2 separate regions of the Homo sapiens genome follow, and region 1 is linked to region 2. A link is a contact called in ENCODE Hi-C or POLR2A ChIA-PET data. All regions are on one chromosome and are shown on one strand. Each heading gives the region's core, a stretch centred on a gene start or an enhancer-like site at or near the end of the contact. The rest is flanking DNA. Distances are from core to core; before and after follow the strand shown. Region 1 overlaps HTRA1 (HtrA serine peptidase 1). Region 2 overlaps BTBD16 (BTB domain containing 16).

Region 1 (6,558 bases), core at 1,137-3,636, 150 kb after region 2:
CCTCCGAAGCTTTCACCGCCACTAGCAAAACATGAGAGCTATTTTTGAGATACATTAAAGTGTCAAAGTGTCACTGAATATCTTCCTACTTAAGATAAGTGTGTCTCCCTTAGAACATTTTCCCTATTCGACTATATAAATCTACATTCTTGACCCTTCTGAATGTTTAAAGAACCTCGGGCTCTGAAGAGATTCTCTAAGAATATTTTGTAAGTGGAAGTTTTTGATGCATGCAAAAAATTGGCAGGATGTTTAGTGTTTAAATGCTAAGCCCGATATATAAAGGAGCGATGGCTAGGTGTGTGTGGCTGTTGCACAACCCATTAATCAATGCGTTGAAGCGTTCATTTTAAGGTGCTACAGGCTTAAGTGTGTACTCCTTTGGATTTTAGGCTTCCGTTTTCTAAACGAGAGGTGCCGGTGGCTAGTGGGTCTGGGTTTATTGTGTCGGAAGATGGACTGATCGTGACAAATGCCCACGTGGTGACCAACAAGCACCGGGTCAAAGTTGAGCTGAAGAACGGTGCCACTTACGAAGCCAAAATCAAGGATGTGGATGAGAAAGCAGACATCGCACTCATCAAAATTGACCACCAGGTAAGGGTGTTCTCGCCTGCAGAGGTGAGTTCTCAGATGCCCCGGAACACCCTTGGCAAAGGCACCAGAGCTCTCTGATTGCAGCTGATTCTCGGGGGGCACTGAAGCCAGTCTGAGCCAGTCACAGGAGGGCCTTGAGGAGATGCTGAGTATGGCCTGGGGGTGTGGGAGAGGAAGGGGCTCAGGAAAACTTCTGTAAGGAGCCAGATAAAAGTTTTTAAAATAATGTTTTAAATGTTTGTCAAAGAAAGCAATAGATTTGTAAAGAAATTAGTAGGTAAGTAGTGAAAATTGATTCTCCTTCCCATTCCCAATCCTGTGGCAACTCTTGTTACAGATTTTATTTATCCTCCACAGATACATCATGCGTTCACAATGAACATAGAATTTACTGGGTTTTAGACTGAGCCATCCTTAACTTGTCAACAGTTACTTTGAAAACAAACCAGCTCTCCCAAATTGGGGTTTTGCGGGGTTATGAGATGTGTTTCAAAAGAATGTTTCGTACTTTAAACATCTTGGAAAACTTGAATTAAAACAGAGCTAATGGATTTCTTCTTTCCAGACCTTCTCAGAGCTTTTAGTATGCTAGTGTGCACGTGGCTTGCCTACAAAAGGGTGTTGACTGAACTATTTGCCCAAATTATAATCATTTGAGTATACAGCTTTTTGTGGGGGCAGGCAGAACTGAGACATACCAAAATCAGTTTGGGAAATGCTGTATTTGAAAATGCTTTCTATTTAAATATTCTCTTTGCAATCATTTTTGCTCTGTTGATTTGCTTAGCAAAGTCTTCATGTCTGGGACAATATCCATTTCTTACTGACTCATCAAAAACCCCCACTCGACACGTCGATGAGAGAGGTTTTGTTTGCTGTGTGGCATGTTCAGTGAAAGCGTGGTTTCCAGTTTCTTCACATCCTTATAATTTTCTAGACTTCAGATGGAGGGAACAATCAGAGGAGGCTGGAATCCTGCCTCTGACCAAGGAAAAGACCAGAGGCTGAGCCAGGTGGGGTCTCTTGTCCAGCCCTCTGCTTGCCTCGCTTTACCTGGGTGTGGGCTGAGTAATTCCAGACAAGCGTGGAATTAATCTGGCTGTTTGTGCTGTTCAGTGGCACGCTGGTTACACCTCCTTCTGGAAACAACTCTGCGTGTGCTGTTTGGGTGGTAGGATTCCGGGTCTCCTTCTCCGTCTTTTTATAACATCAAGTTGCTGCCCAGCTCAGGCTCCTTTACGGCCAGTCTTCAGAAAACCACCAGCTAACACATTTACTACCCTCCTTCCCCGATGTTCCTGTAGCTTCTCTATGGCTGGGTGGCCAGGCATGGCCGAAGAGGCTCTGGGTAGATATAGGCTCTGTGCCCGGTGTGTGTAACTGGCCTTGAGTGAGGCTGCAGTTGTGTGTTATTTCTATTAGGTCACTGTGGAATTTCTAGCGACAACTAATCTTTCAAAGTGTGTTTATTGGTCACAGGATTATTGGGCCAGCCTCTGCCTTCATTCTTTTTCACCTAATCTGCATAATAGCTGTGTTATCCCCATTTTAGAGAAGAAGAAACAGGGGCTCAGAGAAGTCTAGTAACCTGTGTGAGGCCACACAGCAAACACCTCATGACCCTGCCCTCCTAAGGCAGCCCATGGCTACTGCTGGAGGGATAGAGGCCGGCCCCGTGGTTTGATGGGACAGCTTGACCTTAAACAGCCCATGGGAAGGCGGGTGCATCTGGTTTAGGAACAGGCTGCTAGAAAGGTATCCAGGATGTGGTAGTCTCACCGGAAGGAGCCAGTCAGAATAGCACAGCCTGTGGCCACGCGTGGGACCTGTTCAGCCTCATGGAGCTTTGGGAGGCAGCCAGCAGCAGGGCATGGGCTGTGTGCAGGCGAGGCGCTGGCCTGGACGCCGCCCCCACTGCGTAACTTCGTGTTTGGAATGCGTGGGCACATACCGTGCGGCTGCTTCTGGCCGGGGGATATTCTTTTCCAATTTTGAGCCAAGGTGGAGACTGTCTCCTCGTGCCATCCCTGGCATGTCCTGGCAAGACGTGAACGATCTCAATAGACGAGCTTTGCAGAGTGTGTCTGACCTGACTCCTGCTGTCTTGGGAGTTTAGCTCTTCAGCCAGCAGCATGCTGTTTGACATGTGTTTCAAGCCCCCCAAGAAAGGGTGCTTGAAATTTAAAATTGAACTGATGTGGCTTTTCAAAATGGAATTGGAAATGAAAGGATATTAAATTGCAGACACCCACACAAAAGACTGGTTTCCACTGACTAAACTGCTTTTTTTTGCTGATAGTAGTTGAAAGTAGGGAGAGTAACAGCATCTCTTCCAGCTTTTTCTCTTTTGTTCCCTTGTTTTGATGATGGGTTATTTCGGGGGAAGCTCTGGCTGGCCTTGCTTTGTGTCATCTTAGGGATAACAAAGAGGATGAAAGAGATCAGGAAAACCGAGAAGGCAGAACAGAACCAGCAGAAACTGTGCTTGAGGAATGAAAATCACCTACACGGCTCCTTGTCATATGAGACTGTGGCCCAGCCTCCTGCAAAGCCATTTAAGAGTAACCCAGTGAAGCTGGTGAGACTGCCTGCCGCGTCCGTGGGCCCAGTGACTAACTCGGTGGCTTATCATCTGGGCCCAGCTCCTCCCCTGGCATCCTGATTTCACTTGGAGGGGCCCCCGTTGTCCTTCATAAACATGTTTATTTCATTTTATTTTTATGTTTTGAGACAGAGTTTTACTGTTGCCCAGGCTGGAGTGCAGTGGCGCCATCTCCGCTCACTGCAACCTCCACCTCCAGGACTCAAGTGATTCTCCTGCCTCAGCCTCCTGAGTGGCTGGGACTACAGGCGTGCACCACCATGCCTGGCTACTTTTTGTATTTTTAGTAGAGACCGGGTTTTGCCATGTTGGCCAGGCTGGTCTCAAACTCCTGACCTCAGGTGATCCACCTGCCTCAGCCTCCCAAAGTGCTGGGATTACAGGTGTGAGCCATTGCGCGTGGCTGTAAACGTGATATTCTTGAGACTTTCAGTGAAATAAGAATTGCCACGGACATCTGTGGTCATTGTCCACTTGCCACTCACCTACCCCCTTTTCTGGCAGCAACAGCCGGCATTTCACATGTCCATCATCGGACAGCGTAGGTGGGACCATCAGTCATGGTGTCCTACCCTCTGTGGCCAAGGAGTGGACACAGGACCCAGTTAGGGCAAGCAGAGGCTCCCCTTGGAATCGCAAAGTGAAGCTGGATGCCACCCACAGAGACTAACATGGTGAAGCTGCTGTAGCCCCTGCTGTTGAGCCCCCAGCACTGCCTGAGTTCTTGCACTTTGTGAGTCCAGTTTAATATCTGCTTTTCCTCCCATTCTTGGAGCTCCCCTCACATCTCCAGTGGCTTGAAGTTGCCAGAGATGTTTCTGGGCTTGTGACCAAATGACTCCTTTTCTGCTTCTCACTGCTGAGCAGACACATGTGCGCTCACTTTGCCTGCTGAGTCTTGGGACCCGGAAGAGCTTTTGGGAGACAATCACGGACCAGCCCCCTCTTGCCTGCCCTGCTGTCTCCCTCCAAGCAGGAGGTGAGAAGGTGTCCACCTGCAGCCCCGGCCAGGCATCCCTTTCTGTGCTTCTGCCCAAATCTGAAATTCCCCTCTCCTTGGGACCCACGACTGGGGCCAGCCTGCCTGGGGAGGGAATCCCAGCTGCAGAAAGTCGGGACAGTGTGCGTGTAAACATGTTAATAGAAAGCAGCTTTGAGGGCAGACTAGTTCAGCTTCAGTTACAAACTCTTTCCAAATGCGTTTAACATGAGCCACTGGCTGTGCGCAGCATATGTCAAGCTTTCATCCAATGGTGGCATTTTGTCCCTGCGGGGTTTTTTTTTCCTGAGCAGTTTGGGGCAGGGGTGGGGACAGGGAGAGAGAAAAGTAAAAAGAGAGCAGTTTGGTTTCTTCAGGCTGGAGTACAAGGCAGAGGTAATGGGATGTATTGAAGAAGGTAGGAGGGAAAGTTACTTTAGCTACAGCTATTTGTCCAGCTGTGCTGATTAAGAAACTTGGAGAAAAGCATCTTTGGAATCATGTCCTTCCCATCTTATATACAGCCTTTGCAGATTTCCTGCTGTTCTGAGAGAGATCTGAACTCCTTACCAGGACCTTGAGGGCCCCACCTGATTGGGCACCCCTCACTCTCTCTGCCCCTCCTCCCCTTCCCCTCCTCCCCTCCTTTCTCCACCCCCACCTGCTCTGCTCAGACACCCCTTCCTTGGTTGCTTCCCACAGGCCAGGGCTGTCCCCTGGGGCCTTGGCTGTTCCCCTCCCAGGAGCGCCCCTCTCCAGCTCCTCATGCAGCCAACCTTCCTGTCCTTCAGGCCTCTGATTAAATTCTGCCTTAGACATCTCTCCCCACCCCGCTGTGTGAGGTAGCGCCCCATGCCCCAGTCCCCTCAACTCCACTGCCTCACTTTGGGGACACATCACCCCAGGGACAACTGCATTCCACTCTTGGTTTTTCCCTCCTCGTCTATTTATCACAATTTAGAGTCGCCTCACTCATTTGTCAAATGAAGTTCATCTCTGCAGCTGGACTGCGGGGTTGGGGGCACATCCGGCTGTCGGTCCTCAGGTAGGAGGTGCTTGGCAACCTTGTTCAGAGTAGGACGTTCACAGCTGTCTGCCCCGGAGGAAGCAAGGGCACCCGCCACATGGATGGAATTGAGGGGAAGGCACCCGGGGCTCCTGCATCGAGCTTCCCTCCTATATTCAATGAGGAAATGACCCTGCAGAAGGCTGGCTGCAGATGCCCCTGCCTCCCGGCTTTGCCTGCTTGGAGTTTGATGGACACGTGGTCCTGTCAGGGCTACAGCAGGTCTATGGTCTTTGGTAACGGAAAGCGCTGGTGAAACAGTGAGCTTTCCCGTGGGTGCTTTTCCCTGACGCCAACAACCAGGTAAATATTTGGAAACGGCCTTGTTGAGGCTTGTGAGGTGGTTTTCCTCCCTCCCCTGTAGGCCTGCGCCACCCCCCCAACCCCACGGCCACCTTTGGGCCAGATGGCACCCACAGACCTGTTTGAAGTGGCCACAGAGGGAGCCCTCTGGGCGCTGGGGCCGCTGTGTTTGCAGAGGGTCCTCTTACTGCTGAGCTGGCTGGTGCAGTGAGAAGGAAGGCCGACACCCCTGATCCTCATCAAGTTCAGACGGGGGTCACTGCGGGTGAGGGGCCTGGGGCCTTTTACATGTCCCGGGAGCTGCTGAGCAGGCCACTCTTCTCCAGGCCACCAGAACTTGGCCCTGCGCATGGTGAATCTTCCCTGAGTCAGCTGAGTGAGGGGGTTCAGGCAGCCCCCCGGGACATGGCAGTGGCGGGGAGTGGACTGGGGTGGTGCTTGCCATGACTCACGCCGGTTCTCCTCAGGCAACCGGATGGTCAGATGCGCTGACTCAGTGGCCTGAGCTCGTCCAAAAGCGAATCAGAGAACACAGGGCCTGGGCTCACCCGCTGCCCTCTTCTGGAGTCATCTGTCACTCATCCTCATGAAGGAAGCGCCTGGGAGCCTGGAATGCACATCGCACTGCCCCAGCTCCCCTCTTGTTTCTGTGTTTTTCCATTTTGGATTCTTTCCCCCAACGCCTTCTGTACTGGGCATTTTGTGGTCTCTTCTTTTTCTCCGAGAACTCTGAGGGCTACCATTGCATTTGCTAATGATGCCACAGACGGTGTTGACGTTATGAGGCTTCTATTACTGTATTGATTTTTACCATTTTTAGGGGGACGGGAATCAATATTTCATGAGGGAATGTGAAGCCAGACAGTGAAGTAGAAGCTGGCTTTTATTTTGTGCCAGGCTTTGTCCAGAGGCGGGTGGGGACGTGGCTCCTAAGCTCTTGATTGCAGCTCCTTCTGGCTTGGGAAACGTTTCAGTTCCCCAAACTCTCAGAACTGGATCCCCTGTGTGTTC
Region 2 (6,666 bases), core at 2,177-4,676:
ACTGTTAGTCCTTCCTCTTTCCCCTTCTGGGGGGCAATTGTGTTCATCCTAAAAGTCACATTCACTTTGTTTTTTTTCATGTTTTAGACCTTGAAAATCCAAACTGTGGGCATCCCAATCTATGTAAGTTTTGCATTCATCTTCCCAGCATCTTGACAGTTTCCAGAAGAATCTATGGGATTTTCCCCCCACTGGTCTGCATAAAAGAAAATAAAATGACATAAAAGGGAGCACTCAAGCATTCCGTTGCCTTTCCTAGTTCATTATGGTCTTGTTCGAACTTTTGTCCACATTTGTATCATTTGAGGGTGGAACGTGCCAGACCCGAGAGTGCATTTACCAGCCCTGCCCCACAGAACCCTGAGTCCAGCCCTGACTTTTTGCCCTCTCCCAGCACCAGGGAAGCAACAGCAGTGGCAACAGACTGCAGCCAGGAGCATGGAAGACTTCCCTTAAATGCAGCTCTGCCTGCTACACAGAACAACATGCCTGCCAATCGTCCCTGGCAGTTTGGGCTCAGACAGAACAAGAGATAGGAGGGGAAGGAAGTGATTCTTAAGTACAGAGTGACTTATTTATTATCCCACCTTTAAAACTGAAGCTCTGCAGTTTGGAAAGAGAGAAGTAGAGAGCCTTCCTTCCCACTTTATTTATTTTCTATTGCAGTGTCACAAAGGACCACAAATTTAGTGACTTAAAACAACACATTGATTACTTCAGTTTTCATGGTTGAGGAATTCAGGGGTAGCTTCACTGGGACCAATACTCAGGGCCTCATAAGACTACGGTTTAGTGGCAGGCAGGCTGTCTTCTCATCTGAAGAGATGGCGGGGAGAATTCATGTCCGAGCGCGTTCAGGTTGTTGGCAGATTCATTTTCTTGCAGCTGTATGACCAAGGGCCCCGGCTGCTACTGGGGTAGAGAGAAGGTTGCGCAGGCCCCAGTGGCGCCCTGCAGTTCCCTGCCATGTGACTCTCTACAGACATTTCAAATCATGGCTATTTGCTTCTTCAAGGCCAGCAGAAGAATCTCTCACTCTAGTCTGCTAAGGTAGCATCTTATATAATGTAAGGTAATCATAGGAGTGGCAGCCCCTCCCCTCTGCCCTACTCTCTGGACTAGAAGGAAGTCACACGCTCCACCCACACCCAAGGGGAGAGAATTATACAAGGGGTCACCTGAGGGTGTGTCCACCACACTGTATTACCCATTGTCTTTGGAAAAGTGATGGAGAGTCGATGACGCTCTGCAGACAGTGAGGTGGATAAGTTTAGTCTAACAATCACCTTAGAGTCAGACACAGCTGAGGGAGCCTCCTTCCCAGCAGAGGAATCTGTGCAGTGTGACCTGGCAGGGAGGCGCAAAGGAACTGGGTGTTGGGAGCCTGTTGGCAGGTTCTCCCCGCCCTTCCCCAAGCCCTGTTTCCCAGGCTGCCTCACCGGCTTGCTTCCGGCCATGTCCAGTCAATGAGAGGTGGAGATGGGAGCTTGGAAGAGAGAGAACAGGAGAGGCCTGGGTAGTTTGTACCCTCTGGGCTCAGAGGACGTTTTCCAGCAGTAACTGTGTCTCCTTCCTCCGCTGCCCAGCTTGTGCCCCAGCTCATGCCCATAGCCTCCTGCCAGGGTTTCAGCACCCATCAAAGGTCCCTGCTTCTGGTTCTGATACCACCTCGTCCCTGTGTCCCTCCAGGCTCTGGGGCAGTGAGGACTTCCTTCACTGCAGTCTCTGGGTCGTCTCATTCCCTGCTTAGCTTCTTGAGTTTTACTTCATCTGGGAACCAGTTCTCTGTATTATATTGATTGTTTGAAACCCCTAGACTAGTTTATGTTTCCAGGTTAGTCCCTAATGTAAAGGGTTTTGATGAGTTGGCAGATGTGGCTCAGTGGGGTGGATGATTGGATAACACAGCCTCAATGATTCTTCCCATCCCTGCCGGGCGGGGTCTAGGGTGAGGCAAGCGAGGCACTTGCTCGGGCATATAACCTAAAGGGGCACCGAAATACTTAGTAATACAGATAAATAGTATTTTGATTCAATGTTTTAAAAAACCAAAATCAACCCACACAAATTTATGATAGAGCTTGGTGAATTGTCATGAGGTGAACACACCCATATAACCAGCACCCAGATCAAAAACAAAAAGAACATAACCAGCACCCCAGACACCCCCAGTGGACCCCCCAAGGTGAATACAACACCGACGTCCATCTCCATGAATTAGTTTGGCCCTTTAGTTTGAATATCTTGCAAACAATCTGACAGTGCACACTCTTTCATGCCTGCACGCTTTTGTTCAACATCACATTTAAGAGATTCATCCAGGTTTTCACCGGGAGATGTAGTTTATTTTCAAATAACATGATGGTTTCACTTTTTTACTTTTTAAAAACTAAACGTTACTTCAATAAAATAATACATGTTGTCACAGAAAAGGGAGAAAATACAAAGAAGAAAATCAAACAGCCTGGGACTGCTGACACTGAGATGTTTGGTAGGCGACCTTCCAGGAGGAATTTTAGGTGCATTTATAGTTTTCTTTCCATTTAAAATGGGATTTGCAGTTCAGAGCCTCATTCTTCTCTTGAGAGAGCTAAACAGGATGGCAGGGTGTAGTGGCTCATGCCTGTAATCCCAACACTTTGGGATGCTGAGGTGGGTGGATCCCTCGAGCCCAGGAGTTCAAGACCAGCTTGGGCAACATGGTGAAACCCCATCTCTACAAAAGATATAAAACTCAGCCGGGCATGGTGGTGGGCAGCTGTAGTCCCAGCTACTTGAGAGGCTGGGGTGGGAGGATCATTTGAGCCCAGGCAGTTGAGGCTGCAGTGAGCTGCGGTTGTGCCACTGCACTCCAGCCTGGGCAACAGAGCAAAACCCTGTCTCAATTAAAAAAAAAAAAAAAAGAAAAAAAAAAAGCAGGGAATGCGGGGGAAGTTAAACAGGATAACAGGATGATTTCTTTCATAGCGAGCACAGTGTTTGCGGAGGAAGGAGATGGTGTATTTGTTTCACCTTCAAATTGCGGGGCATCAGAAAAGTCACTTGTCACTTACCTTCCATGACTGTCATTTTCTTATCTTTAAAAGGGACATAAACTTACCCCTCTGCCTCCCTCTCAGGGGCTGTGAGCCCCGCAGGCAGCACTGTATGTAAGGCCTCTTTATGGACCAGTCCCTGTGCAGACGCCTGGGGGCTTGGTGTTACTGGCTCAAGAAAAAATGCAACCTTGTGGCATTTTACCACAGTTCTGTAGGATAACAGGGATGACAAGAACTAAAAACACTGACAAGCAAATCTGCAGATGTCTAAGAGAGGAGAGGTTGTTTGGAAGCGTCTCTGAAACATGAATGATTGCCCGGTCTCTAGGGGAAACAACGGTTAGGTATTTGAAATACGTAAACTCATGCGCCAGGAGTTTGCAAGAGTGGGAGAAACTTGCCAAGGAGCGATGCCAAAAATGTGTCTGTAAGGTGAGCAGTAAAGCAGAGTGGGGAATGTTAGGGAGGGGCTGGGGCGGGCAGGAGGAAGGCAGCCCCAAAACCTGCGGGGGGCTGGGGTGGCAGGAGGAAGGCAGCCCCAAAAGGAAAAGGGAAGGATTGAAGGATTGGGCTGCCTCCCCTTCCTCTTGGGCAACAGGAAGGTACTAGAGACAGTAGGACTTGGAGTGTCAGGGAGGGGCCCTGTGATGTCATTTCCACCTCCTAATTGTACAAGGGGGAAATGGAGCCCCAGCAAGGTGGAGTAATGATTCTGGTGGGAAAATGCTTGGTAAGCACCGTCTCACTGAATCCTCCCGACCCCATGAAGTAGGTGTATTTTCCATGTCTGATAAGAAGGAAGCTGAGGCCGGGCATGGTGGCTCACACCTGTAATCTCAGTACTTTGGGAGGCCAAGGTGGGTGGATCACCTGAGGTTAAGAGTTCAAGACCAGCCTGGCCAACATGGTGAAACCCTGTCTCTACTAAAAATACAAAAATTAGCTGGGTTTGGTGATGCATGTCTGTGATCCCGGCTACTTGGGAGGCTGAGGTGGGAGGATTGCTTGAACCAGGAAGGTGGAGGTTGCAGTGACCTGAGATTGCACCACTGCACTCCAGTCTGGGCCCAGAGAAAGTAAATTTATTCATCCAAGTCTCCTCAGTGTGGCAGAGTTGGGAGTCCAGCTCAGGCCTGGCCACAGGCCTATCTGTTTCTATTTCCCCTGATGGCCCACTGAGAAGAGTGGAAATGTTTTAGGGTGTTTCATTCAAGTATTTCTTGAACACCTATCTGTTCAAAAGCAATGCGCACGGAGCATATGCTACGCGCCTGGCTGCGGTGTGCAGGGTGTGCCTCATATGATATCTCATTCGATTATGATGGGGACTTGAGCAGGGGCAAGGGTGGGAGAGTGGCACGTACCTGGGCCTGGAAGGATGGGGGGCTGTCCTTGTAGGTGGGGATGGAGGGAAACGGTACACAGGTGGTGTTCCAGCCTCATGGCTCTAGGACTGAATATGCATCTGAATTACCTGGGACTTTGTGCTTGCGCAGATCCTGGGCCCCGGCTGAGAGAGGCTGATTTTGAAGTCTGAGAGACACTCAGAAATCTGCACTATAACAGGCTTCCTGGGGGATGCTGATGCAGGGTGTCTGTGGATCACATCCAGAAACTGATCTGTGTGTCAATTCCACAGCAGGGTTTCTTACTGTGCTCCATACACCCAATTGTCTTCCTTACCCAGTGCCAAAACAAAATCCAAACAATAACAAAAAACCTGTGAATTGATTTCACCACACTGGCTGATTCGAAACAAAGCAAAACTGATTTCCTAGAATATGAAATAAACAGAACTTAGTAATGAGGCCCCTCCTGTGGGTGAGCCATAATTCACAGTCCACCCCTTTCCACTAGGGGGCATGGTCCACCTCAAAAATTTTAGTGGCAAAAATTTGCAACCTAAAAACTCGTTTTACAGCAGGGAGTCCCCTTGCTTTGTGGTTGAAAGTGGAGCTGTTCGTCCTGGGAGAGGCTCTGTTTATCCAAACATCCACAGTATGCACATCATAAAATCTCTGAACTTGAGAAGTGTTAGTCTTGAGACAAAAAAATCTTAAAATAATTTTACAAGCTTTTCTTACAAGGGAGAAATTCGTAGAGATTCAAGGGAGAACTTGAATTTTAAAGCCCAAAGTCCCAATGCCCAAAGCAGTGGCCATGAGCACTGGTTAACGAAACCTCTTATGTGCCATGTCTGAAACGCCTCGTTCACTTCTCCTGATGCCCTTCTGGCTCACCTCCTAGCCGCTCACCTCCTATCCCCTCCCCTCCAACGGGGGAGATGGCCCTGGACTCATTTGGTGCACACCAAGTCTTTCGGGTTCTAGAGTACAACTGACCTGGGTTTGAGTCTCAGCGCTGCCCCTTATCAGCTGTATGGCCTTAGGCAAGCCATCTAACCTCTCTGAGCCTCAGAGACTGATCTGAGATAGGCAATCAAACTCATGGTAAAAATTAAATAAGTTGATGTTTTTTGTAAAGCACCTACCACATAATACGTGCTTTATACAATTTATTCCTTATTTTTTCACCCTTATTGCTTGGAGTCAGGGAGTACTTGTTGAAGGTCAAAATGGTTGCTGTGCGATCTTGGGACAGTCCCTTTTCTTTCTCTGGGCCTATTTCCCTTTATGCAAAATGAAAAGGTTGACCCAGGTGCTCTCTGCAGTCTTTCCAGCTGCAATCATCAGATTCTCAAATTCTGTGAATACGAAAGAACAGATGTGAGTTGTTGAGCCTGTGAACCAGAAGGAGGAGGATCTGGGGAAAGGAACTGTCTTATTTTCCCGTGGGCTCATCAGAATGGGAATGAATTGGAAAGAGTAGGAGAAGGTTTTTCCTCGCCCCTCTTTATAGGGTTTTGCATCCGGGAGACTGGAGCATCTTGTAATACCGGGGAGGAGAGAGTTTGTTCTTGCTCTTGTAAGCCTAGGCTACTGTTTGGGGTTCGCCATGCTGTTGGGGAGAAGAGTGAGCTTCCCAGGGATGACCTGGGTACCAGAAGTCCCAGGCCCTGCTTGCACACGGGGGTAGGTGTAGGATATGGGGAATTGGGCCTCTGGGCCCTGAGGCCTTGAGAGCTGGCGGGTATAGAAGGAGGTTCTCCTGGAGGAGAGAGAGACAGAAGAAACCTCTGTGAGACAGACCCTGAGGGCAGCACCAGCCAACTGAACTTTCCGCAATGATGGGAATGTCCCACATCTGCTCCATCCGATGTGGTATCTGATGTGGTATCCGATGTGGTATCCGATGTAGCCGTTAGTCATGCGTGGCCTTTGAGCACTTCAAATGGGGTTGGAGCTAACTGAGAAACTGAGTTTTCAATTTTATTTCATTTTAATTAATTTAAATTTAAATTGCCATAAGCTTAAGTAGAAGAAGCAAGGTAACGACAGCACCCAACATGAAACCAGAACTGGATGCTTCCTGGCTTTGCAGACTCTCTAGGGTTCCGAGCCTCTCAGTCTCTTCCCAGGCCCCCGATGAGTGGAGCCTCAGTGGCAGGCTGTGCCCATGCCTGTGGCTCAGCCTGAGGCCACCTCAGACTTCTTTCTGGAGAAAGTCGTGCTGTGGAACAGGAAGGTTCCCATGCTGGGGAAGCGGAGTTCAGCTCTGTATTGATATT

What was found. Hi-C counts contacts between places; a loop is a spot of excess contacts on that map. ChIA-PET counts read pairs that join two places held with the same protein, here RNA polymerase II (POLR2A). Pooled maps may share reads with other maps.
Region 1: a pooled map shows a loop between it and region 2 (3-fold over the local background). The contact joins two enhancer-like sites. A Hi-C loop is called at or near these places in 2 of 50 pooled maps. POLR2A ChIA-PET finds 5 or more read pairs at or near these places in 3 of 52 experiments (OCI-LY7, PC-9 and activated CD8-positive, alpha-beta T cell).

Annotation. Positions count from the first base shown.
Region 1 is chr10:122,489,030-122,495,587 of GRCh38, forward strand. It overlaps HTRA1 (HtrA serine peptidase 1), which reads left to right. Exons shown (of 9, transcript NM_002775.5): 3 at 393-597. Among named protein-coding and RNA genes, the nearest start is that of HTRA1, 31 kb to the left of the region's middle. RefSeq lists an enhancer at 5,428-6,558. Within about 2 kb of position 2,387, at least 4 of the 41 ENCODE cell types and tissues checked have a DNase peak (open chromatin) inside an H3K27ac peak, as active enhancers do.
Region 2 is chr10:122,337,930-122,344,595 of GRCh38, forward strand. BTBD16 (BTB domain containing 16) reads left to right here. Exons shown (of 16, transcript NM_144587.5): 16 at 88-230. The coding sequence ends at 156. Among named protein-coding and RNA genes, the nearest start is that of PLEKHA1, 33 kb to the right of the region's middle. Within about 2 kb of position 3,427, at least 7 of the 41 ENCODE cell types and tissues checked have a DNase peak (open chromatin) inside an H3K27ac peak, as active enhancers do.